2 separate regions of the Mus musculus genome follow, and region 2 is linked to region 1. A link is a loop called in an ENCODE intact Hi-C map of the cell type or tissue named here. Cell type or tissue: left cerebral cortex. All regions are shown on one strand. Links, peaks and the distances in the headings refer to the core of each region. The heading gives the core; the rest is flanking DNA.

Evidence for each region. Hi-C counts contacts between places; a loop is a spot of excess contacts. Peaks named below come from ENCODE experiments on the same cell type or tissue, not always from the same donor. Only the 100,000 strongest peaks of a DNase experiment are listed, where the experiment ranks them.
Region 2: a loop joins it to region 1, with 2.7 times the contacts of the local background. A loop is called at or near these places in 3 of 42 quality-filtered maps.

What each region holds. Positions count from the first base shown.
Region 1 is chr5:20,222,118-20,227,506 of GRCm38, forward strand. All of the region lies in intron 5 of Magi2 (membrane associated guanylate kinase, WW and PDZ domain containing 2), which reads left to right. Among named protein-coding and RNA genes, the nearest start is that of Gm25761, 110 kb to the left of the region's middle. In left cerebral cortex, for the core only: no CTCF peak of the experiment used is centred there; DNase peaks (open chromatin) are centred at 2,332 and 3,422; H3K27ac peaks cover 2,513 bases.
Region 2 is chr5:20,300,047-20,305,435 of GRCm38, forward strand. The region is part of intron 6 of Magi2 (membrane associated guanylate kinase, WW and PDZ domain containing 2); the gene reads left to right. Among named protein-coding and RNA genes, the nearest start is that of Gm25761, 190 kb to the left of the region's middle. In left cerebral cortex, for the core only: no CTCF peak of the experiment used is centred there; DNase peaks (open chromatin) are centred at 3,177 and 3,767; H3K27ac peaks cover 2,587 bases.

The sequences.
Region 1 (5,389 bases), core at 77-5,076:
GGTGTGCATCAAGAACGATTTTACACATACACTAGTTGAATAAACTGACAAGGTTCATGGTTACATGCTGTGTAGTTTGTCTTTAGGAGTATGTTTCTTAACTGGAAATACCCTCTTCCAGAGGCTAAATGTTCCATAGAGAAGAGTGGCGTTAATCTCAATTGACATGCTTTGGGGATCCCATTACATAGTTTCTTTGTTTGGGAGTCAGTTTAGTTAGTGACTCAAGACAGACTGGCAAAAAAAAACCCCAAAAAAACAAAAAACAAAACAAAACAAAACAAATAAAAAACCCAAAGAGGCAACGAGAACCTGTTGTTTCCTACCATTTTCAAGAGTGGTGTGGACACTTTGGCACCTTAAATAATGCAGTTTTCAATGACGGGCTTTGACACTGGAAACACATGTGGAAAATGCTAGCAGTGCAGCTGGTTTTCAAATCTGTGTAAGAGATGAAATTGTTTTAACCTGTAAACACACACACACACACACTGTGTTTCCTTTTTGTTTCTATTTCTGTATCTTGTTACGTTTAAGTAAATCATCATTAATCATGTCCAGCAAAAAAAGCTTCCCACAGCTAGAAGATAAAATACTTTGGGAATTTATTGTGAAGAAATAGAAGCCTTTTTTCTTAACTTGGCAACATCAGAGAACCACTTTCTCTTCTCGGCACGGCGTGTTACTTCCAGGCACAAAGCTTGACTGCATTTGCTTTATATGTTTTATAAAAATAATAGATACACTTCATATTTTTCCTTCCTACATGGTTTTCTGTACCTGCACAAGATTCATGGTTAAACTTCAGACAAGAAATAAGTATTTTAGGCAAAATCTTACAAAATGTATATCTCTAATAGGGAAAACAATAGTTATAATAAAATTTCTTTTGGAAAATGCTTGTTACATGCACGTAAAGAAATGTTATATGAATTCACATACTCATAAAGTAAGTCTTTTAATAAATCATATCATGAGGGAAAATATCCAAAATTAATTAGAGGTAATATATTTCCAACCAATTATATCTATTGAGCCTCTAATGGTCTCTTTTTGAATGAAAATACAGAAAGAAGAGAAAGTCTTTGGAAAAGGAGATAATCCTGAGTTGTTTTGCTTTGTTTTGGCTATGATATAGGAATAAATTCATATGACTTTAAATAACTCTAGTTTAGATTTTAGCAAAATGCAGTCAACAGTCTGTCTTACTTTTATTCTGAAACTACACAATGACTGCTTTTTAAACTTGAATGTCCACACACATTTCAATTATCTCCTGACTCAACCTGTTGACTTACAGAGAATGGGGAGAAACATTGAATTAGTAGCACTCATCAAATTTAAATTGTAAAAGAAAACCATCCAAGAATGCATAGAATATAAGAAACCTTGTTTTGGCCTAGCTAGTAATGTATGGAAAAGTCAGAATAAAGGTGAAAGAAATCGAACAGAAAGAGAAGGGAAAGAAAGCATGCATTAAAGATGACTTTGAAGTGAGTTGCTCCTAAGAATGGGGCTTGAATCCTGACGGGGGTGAAACAAGAAGTGTGAAAAATATGGGATGGGGGAGAAAGCACAGCATAAACTGTAGAAAAATTATTAAGTTCTGCTCCACTGAATACCTGTTTGTAGCATTTTCTGATTAACTTAATTTTTTTTTTTTTTTGACATTACATGGACTTAAACCTAAGGTCTTATGCTGACTCCACAAACACTTTACCATTGAGCTATATCTCCAATCATTATTTTAGTATAGTCTTTACTTTAAATCCGGAGACCTAATATTTGTATGCAAATTACACAAATATGAGTTCTTTAGAAAAATTATTTTAGGGGGAAGAAGTCAGATGTGAAGGATTGAAATGTAATTTGCCAGTGTCTTGAATCGGAAATTTAAGTTGACTTCAGGAAGAACACTTTTCTAGTGGCATTATTGGTGCCTGCTCACCCCGAGTGCTCTCTGTGCACATGCAGTTTAATATGGCAAATACCTGCTGAGCACAAGGCATTCAACACGTTCAGTGGATTTAGTGATTGCAACCTTCAAGTCGTATGAAAAGTTTCTTCTAAATGACTATCAGGAGATCAGACTAGATCCCTGATAACCACTAGTAGAGGAGAGAAACATGTTCCTATGAAAAAGAGACTGGGAAACAACACACATGTCTCCTTTCAGATAGTCAAACACATGAGTGTGGGACTGCTTGGCTCTGGGTTTACTCCAGTCCTTTCAGCTCCATGTGTGGGTTATGTAACCTTGGACAAGTTACCCAGGGCTTCTCAACCTCTGCTTCTGCATCTGTAAAGTGGATGCATGATGATTTTCAGCCACAAGGAACCAATCAGAAGTGAGAGGCAGGCTCTGCAGCTTTGCCTCCACGTGACTGCTGTGCTATAAGTAGCTTCTCCCGTTGAGATGAAGCACGTTTTGCGTGAGAAGATGAGATGTTATTATTTAACTTGATGCTTTGCCAACTTGGCAAAGGTTAAGGGCACAACATGTATGGGCACTCCTGATCCACTTGTAGGTCAATCTGTGCATATCCTCCAAGGTATTGGGATATGAATTTAAACTAGAATGACTCTCCAATTCTGGCTTATTATAGTCCTCTATCGTTTATTACAGTGCTTAATGTGTAGTTTAACATGAGCTTTTTGGGTAGATAGGACAAGCCATGCGTTCTGGATTTTCATCAAGGTTATTAAACATGACATCAACTAAACCTGAATAGCTATTGATTCTTTTCATGAGCATTTAGCTTCATCTATAGAAACATATAAATTGAGACATTACTATGTTTCAAAGCTCATGGAAATGCATGTACCATTTATTCACTAGAATAAGAACAGTCTCTGTGTAAATGGAACCTAAATAGGTCCATCTCTGTTAAAGCCTGGTATAAATAAGCCCATCGGGGAAAAGCACAGTATAAGATTATACTGCAGCAGCATTTCCTTTTAATGTCATTTTTGGTGACACACATCTTGGATAGATATAGAAAATTGATGTCAAGCACCTGAATCTGCCCTAGCTAGCAAAATGAAAAGACATTCCTTCCTTGAATTTAAGAAGAGATAGCATCCAGACTGGGGGGGTAGGGGGAACTCTCAACGATCCCATTTTGTGTGGTTTCCTGCCCACCATTAAATCCTATCCTCAAATGGAATTATTAAGGTTTAAAATACATAATTTGAGGGAAGTGGAAAAGCTATTTAGTGTGTTGTCTCCCAAAGGCATTAAAAATATCCCCTTTGTAAGGCATCTTGGAGGAGCATGCAAATTACAAGGCTGCTGAGCGCCACTATTGAGAAATACTGTGCTGGGTCTTCATGTGATGTTTAAGACAATTACTGGAGGTAACTACTACCCACATTTCTTTCAGAATCATTTCTGAAGAACAGCTAAAAATACTGTTAACTATAAGAGACTCAATCTGTCAAAATGTATTAAAGTGACACACTGCTAACGCTAGTTCAACCTAAAAATCCATATTCTGTAATGAAATGCTTTATATAAACTCAGCAAAGCTGGGAGCTCACAGCTCTTTCCTAAATTAGCCAGTGTTTGAGACCTAGGCTAGTGTGGTATAGAAATGCTAATTTGACTCCTGTGGTGGCATACTAATGGCCCCTTAATATTTATCCATAGATATATTTGCTTTTATGGATAGTCTAAAGAACTTGGAAATTACTTTTCTCCAAAAGAGATAAAGAATTTAGAAAAGCCAAGTGTGGATGAAAAGGGGGGACATTTCTGCCTCTTGCCTATCTCCTGATGTATTCCCCTACCTGGTACAAAATGGTCACTGGTAAACATGTACACCGCACCCACTGAACACACACCCAGGCACAGGCACAGGCACAGGCACATGTGTGTGCGAGCACACACACACACACAGGAACCTGTGATCTTCTCACTGAGGTTCGTGCTTCTCCTCTGTCATAAAACACTACCATGCCTCGTGCCTGTTTCCTGATCCCCACGTTCAGAATACTCACCTCAGTTAAGTGGAAAGTAATGGATTATGTTGATATCTGACTAGGACCAGATGAACATGTCCACAATAATTTCAACCCTCTTGAAACTTGATAATGTGGCAACACCAGGTGTACAGAGGTCAAATTGAGGGATGGGTAAAAGCTGGCATATTTGCTAGATGATTTATTTATTGGTCGACTTCACAGACATTACCTGATTAAGCCATTAGCGTCCCATCCAGTCCCTCTGCTGCTGACTGCTCATACAGCTGAGGAACGTTACAGGTAGGATTTTCTCCTTGCCTCACAGGAATGACTAAAGGAAAAGGGGATTTCCTCGGCCTCTGAATTTCATAACTCACGGATCTTAATGTTTGTGCTGGTTAGCGTTGAGGAGTTTTGTTATGTTTTTTGTAATTTTTTTTTTTTTTACTTTTTTTTTGTCACCTTGACACTACAGTCACTGGGAAAGGGGACCAACTTCAATTGGAGGGTTACCTCAATCAGAATGCCCTGTGGAATTACATACCTGTGGGCGTTTTCTTGATTAATGATTGACATGAGGACCTAGGGAGCTCAGAGCAGTGCAAAGGCTGGGCAGGTAGTCCTGGGTGTATAAGAAAGTAGGCTGAGAGAGCCATCAAAAACAAGCTAGTCAGCAGCGTTCTTGGTGGTCTCTGCTTCAGTTCCCACCTGAAGCTCCTGCCCTGGCTTTCCTGGATGACAGACTGTGACAGAAATGTAAGCCAAACAAGCTGTTCTTCTCTGAAGTTGCTTTGGGTCACAGTACTCATCACAGCCCTGGAAAGCCAAGCAGGACATCGGTCTCAGAACAGAGATGCCCTCCTTAGAAGCAGAGGAACAAAGCTCATCTAGAAAATGCTGCTTGAAGACTACTTGGACCCATCAGCTGACTTTCCAAAGTCCATCTCGGCTGTATCCTCCCTTTTTGCTGGCTTGAGATCTCCTTTGTGAAGTAGAAAACAGTCTCAAGATTCCGTTAATGATTGTACTCTGGAGGAAATGTTTCTGATCTTCACTTCCAGTACCTCTGATTGTCTGGCTGATATCTGAGACCCTGCTATAGCTGGAAGGAAAAATATACAAGATGTCTGTCTGGATCCCAGTGTATCTACTAGGTCCACTGTGAGCTGAACCTCCTATGTTTCTTTCATTGCTCTTTTGATTGTTTCTTGTGTAAATCTCATACTTCCCAGTTCCTCTGGCTTTGCCTATCCTCTTCTTAAAGACTTAACAGATACTAGATTCCTCATTATTCGCCCATTGGTTCATGAGCCCCCATGTTACAACTGTACAGAGTCAAATGTTCAGTTCTAACCACCAATTGAGACACTGAGTAGTCCCAAAATATAATGCATAAGCGTCACCTGGATTGCTTGTCAATGACAGA
Region 2 (5,389 bases), core at 251-5,250, 78 kb after region 1:
TCAGACCTCAGAAGATGCACTCAGTGAGAGCAGGCAGACCCCACCTCCCGAGGGTGTGTGACTCCTCTGATCTCAAACACATTTTGTCTTCCTTTGTATTCATCTCCATATCTTTTGATCTAGACTGAAAGAGTTCCTAAATACTTCCCTGATTCAAAACAATACAAACTTTGTTTTTAATTTTTTTCAATGAAAATGAAAACCCAAAAACTCACTTTTATGCTTGTCTTGAATCTCCTTGCTTTTTTGGCTCTTAGAATTTCCATAAAGCACAAGGTATTGGTACATAACTGTAAACCTAACGCTCTCCGGATGTTAAGGAAGGAGGTGCCTTTCTCCATCCCTACCTTTTGATGCAGGTGTTCCTACTGAGCCTGTAGCTCAGCACTTCAACAAACCTAGCTGGCCAGTGAGCACCCGTTATCTACCCATCTCTACCTCTCCACCACTATTTCCTGAATTTTATGTGAGTCCTGTGGATTGACTGAGACTCCTTCTCAGTCCCTATCCTTTTAGTTTGTTTTAATGCACTACTGTTAACAGGAGGCTCTACAGTGCTCACGACCACCACAAATACTCAGGCATTGTATTTGGTACACGTGCAGGGTCTGGATTGGCTAATCCCTGTTCCACAGACCAGGGCTTGGCAGCTGTCCTCCAGGTTTGCTTGTCATGCTCTGAGATGATGACCCAGCTCCATTCCTGTCTCAAATTATAGTGACCCGTAAGCTGAGAAACTGATTAGAAACACAGTCAACATGCACCTTGAAATCAGCTCATTGCTTCCTGTCTAAAACTCTTTTTTCAAGCCTTCCCTTAAACTTCACCATTAGTGTGGGTGCATGTCATGAGTTGTAGAAGTACACATGTGCTGCGGAGGTCACACATGGAGGGCAGAGGACAATTTCCTGGACTCACTTCTCTCCTGCCACCTTTACATGGGTTCTAGAGATTGATCCTAAGTCATCAGGCTTAAATTTCCGACTTCAGACATCTTGGCTCGACACTTTCCTGACAATTCGCCCTTCAGAAAATGCATACATTTCTATCTGGCACTCTAAATTTCCATACGGTATGTTTATGATGATGTAACTGTTTCCCATGATCCCACAGCATGCCTCAGGAGAAGTGTTCCAATGTCTCCTTGCTTTCCTATGTGGCAGCAAGCTTCCCCAACCCCATGTTGATGGGACAGCCATGTTCTGTAAATACAGGTAACACAGCTGTGTTTTGTAAACACTCATTATACATAAATAGTCCAGAGCACTTTAAAAAGAAAGGTAAAATTGTGGTCACCGTTGTCCCTATGGTTATCATTTAATGCCTTGAAGAGCTTAAAGACATTACTGGTGTTTGGAGCCTGGACTGGCTGTGGCTCTAGGTGTTCAGTCAAGAGTAAAATAAAGGTAGACGAAGACAACATAGCAGGCAAATGTTATTTGAAATAAAGCCGTAGTGTAGGTTAAGAAGGAAAATGTATATAATCAAAATTGTCATTGGTGCGTAAAGCTGAAGGTATTAAAGGACTCCAAGTTATTGCCAGGGATATCGTTTATGGAGTTCCAGGGTAGGAAAAATTTCATGACATAATTTGAGAAAGTTCTACTGTGATTGGCAGGCTTGAGTTATAAAAGCCTTTGCTGACTGAGCAGATCCCTTCCTCTAGGTGGTTTTAATCATGTATTTATACATGGGTATACAATGGTAAACAGGGGTTCTTTCCTAAAAGTTCACTTAAAGGACACAGTTTGCTTTGTTGTATATTCATACAAAACTGCCTCAGGCATATTGGTCCTCCTACTCTCTCGCCTGGATGTGTTGCCAATACCTTTGACTAGAATCTGTCCAAGCCTGATGGTTATTAGGGAGAGAAGAGATATACTTCATTCCTCGGAGAGGAGAGACATACTTCATTCCTCGTAGTTGGGTTGATGCAGTTAGGATTCCTATATTTTTAGATGAACTGTGTGTTTACATAGTACATGAATGAAAGAGTCTCAAGCTGCCAAGTGTATTATCAGAAGAGCAATGTGTATGTAGCCCATAAACCAATTGCAGTCCTTGATAGCTAAACTGTTTCTTATGCTTGCCTGCTTTAAGGGCGGGGAGGAGCTCCATGGCCAGGTGTTCTCTTAAGGAAGGCAGGCAGCTTTCACATCAGTCATCAAGTTGCTAAGGATGGGTACCAACAGTGACCTGATTTTATTGTTTTTCTATCGTTTGTGCCCAGAATCCAGGTTTGGAACTGTTTCTTATATTCCGGGATTCTTCCATAATCCCGACAGATGGCAATTACATGAGAAATCTCCCAACACACTAACAACTTCCAGGTACACTGTTTGCAACAACAGTTTACATATTTGGCCAAAGTTCCACAAATTCATCCTTGAGTGCCTTTAGACTTCTTGGATAAATACCATCTTGTCCCTGTACTTGATTTACATCCAGTTTATCAACCAGACATGAACACCTCATGTATTCCTTTTTGGTCTATTGCCTCTGATCTGATATAGAAGTCCAACTTTGCTCCTTTCTCTCTACCTTAGATTTTGTTTTTAACAGTAGAGATAGAATCCAGGCAGGTCAAGCCCAGTGCCAGAGGCATCTCCAGCTCTTTGTTGATCTTTCTTAATGTTCAAAAAGTCACTGTACTAAAATAAGGTCCACAACTTTACAAACTTCTTTTGATCATATTTAATTTTCATTCCTCATAGTCCATGATCAGGCTAAGCATTTTGATTTTGTTATTTAAGATACATGGCCAGGATATGAACATCACTTCAATGTTTAAAAAAAAAAGTTATAAAGGATCATTAGAACTTAGTCCGTGACTGATGGGTGAGAAGAGTATCAGTGGCCTTATTATACCCCTATATATAATAACTAGTCATCAAGAGTTTAAGATAGAAGTGCCAGTATGGTATTGTCGTAAAAATACAAGCAGTCCCAATCACAAGACACGGATGGACATGCAACTTACTATCTCCCTGAGTGGTTAGTTGATGATTTCTCTTTGAGTCATCTTCCTGAAAAAGCTGGGCAACGTTCTTAAACTTTATTTAGTTCTGATTTCTCGAGAGAACAGTTGTTTGTTCTGAGGGCCCTCTCATTCTTCAAATTTACATATTTTCTATTTGAAGCACTCCCCAAAGTTTTCACTGTGTGCAATGATTCTTCACTGCTTGTTCCCCAGTTCCTGCCAAGAACCATGGTGTGCACTGTTTGGTAATTGCCACTGTTAAGCCCTCTGAAGGGCCTTTGTTCAGGGGTTAGATTTACTGATTCTAGTTTCTGTTGTTCTGGTAGCAATGAAAAGGCAAATGATGAGCAGGCTTTCAATAATCAGGCCTTTATCAGTGCCAACACTACCCTGAACTAGCTGCACCCTCAGCCACTGTGGCATGCAACTATAGAAACTCAAAGGAATTGAATGATGACAGGAACTGCAGAGCTTTAAAAAAAAAAAAAAAAAAACACCCATTGTACCCCTGTGTCCTCTGGCATGGCCACCCTGGGAGGACAAACTAGGTCATTTGAATGCCTGCTTGTACTTGACTCCATCTGGTCAGTAAGACCTCTATCTTCTTTAGGCTTCCCACAAGTGTTTCTTTGATACCATAACCAGTGGGGTTGTCAGCACAATTCCTTATGTAAGTCTGGCCTACTTTTTCCTGCGGTTTGTAGGCATCTGGTTGTCAGTTTTCTCACCTTCAGAAGCTTTGCTGTGTGGTTCTGGTAGTACGTGTCATACTGTTGTATGTGTGCGCGCGTGTGTATAAGGGACTGCCTTTTCGTATGCAAACACTGCAATTTTGCAGGTGGTAAGTGAAATGGGTTCTCTGTGAAGTTTGACAACAAGGTTAGTTCTTTTGGATCTTCTCCCTCCCTCACAGGAAAATCATTTGTCACTCAGCTTCAGAGAAAGGCACGTTTGCCAGATCTAGCTCCTCCAACTTCTCGTCCTAACCTATTTCTCCAGGATGCTTACACTAGATCACAGCATGTGCTAAGATGTTAAACACTGTATTCTTCAATGTCATCCTTGGCCTTGTGCTTCCCTCTGCATGCCTTTGAATAAGCACATGCGTGCACACATGTATGTCTATCAACTAACAGACGTAGACCAACATCTTACTTAAAGAGTTACCAATTCTAAAAAAGTCTTTTCTCTTTGGGCTCATGAAAGATGGGCCTCGTTATTAGTATTTATCCCAGCTTTCTTTTGCCAAATGAAATATTATTTTTTAGTTAATTAAAAAATCATTTACCCACCTTAGAATTCTCACAAGTGCTAAGACTAGTTTGACCTTCCTTTTAGAACTAGGTGCTGGAGTCAAGACACTAGAACTCAGATTCATGAGCTGTAAGTATATGGAAAGAAACATTGTATGTTTGCCAATCTACTTTAGGAAATTGTACGCTGATCAATACTTATTGATAACCAGGCACAGCCTACTCACCCTATATAATAAATTTCCTGATTTCTAGGAAGCTGCCATTATCTGAAGAGGGAAGGGATAATTCCTTTGTAAAACCCACTTTTTTCAACACCCAAACCTTATGTACTATTTAGAGTAAGAACAAAAGTGACAGAAATACTGTGCTCCATATTTTAATAATCATCTTTTTTAGATGTTAAAAATATTGGAGGTGGGTTTGGTGCATTTACACACATACACACACACACACACACACACACACACACACACACACACACACACATGCATCTGTATGAGTATGTGCCCGTGCATACAGGTCCTGGCAAATGCCACAAGAGGGTATCAGATCCCCTTCGGCTCTGATGTGTTGTAGACAATCATGTGTTGCTCAGTGTTAGTACTGGGGACAAAACTTCAGTCCTCTGCAAGAGCATCAAGTGTTCTTAATTGTTGATCAATCTTTCCAGCCCTACTGTTATTACTTAACATTCTTTTCCTGCTTATTTACTGTGTACAGAGTTTGTGCTAACCAAAATATATTGCACAATTTCACTAACTCCCCTCCTCCTATCAGCAGATTTTATTTGTACATTTTCAGGTAGGAATTCTGAAGCTTACTTTACCTTCCAACTTAAAATAACCAATGGCTTTTATAAAGAAGATAGGTCTTTATAGCATGCCCTTGTCTGCCCTGACTAATGCAGTAACCACCAAGCATACACAATCTTTAACTTTAAATTAATTTAAGTGAAATATTAGTGCTCTCATATACATTGGCCATATTACGCACACTGCTACTACACCACAGAGCATGAACCATCCCCATTACTCCAGAAAGGTCTACTGTGTTTAAAGCTAGAGGTGGCAGCAGGAACCTGGGAGAGTGGGGCCTACAAATGAGGAATTCTACAGTCTTGTGCAAAAGCCAACTTTATTGGGAGCATCAGACA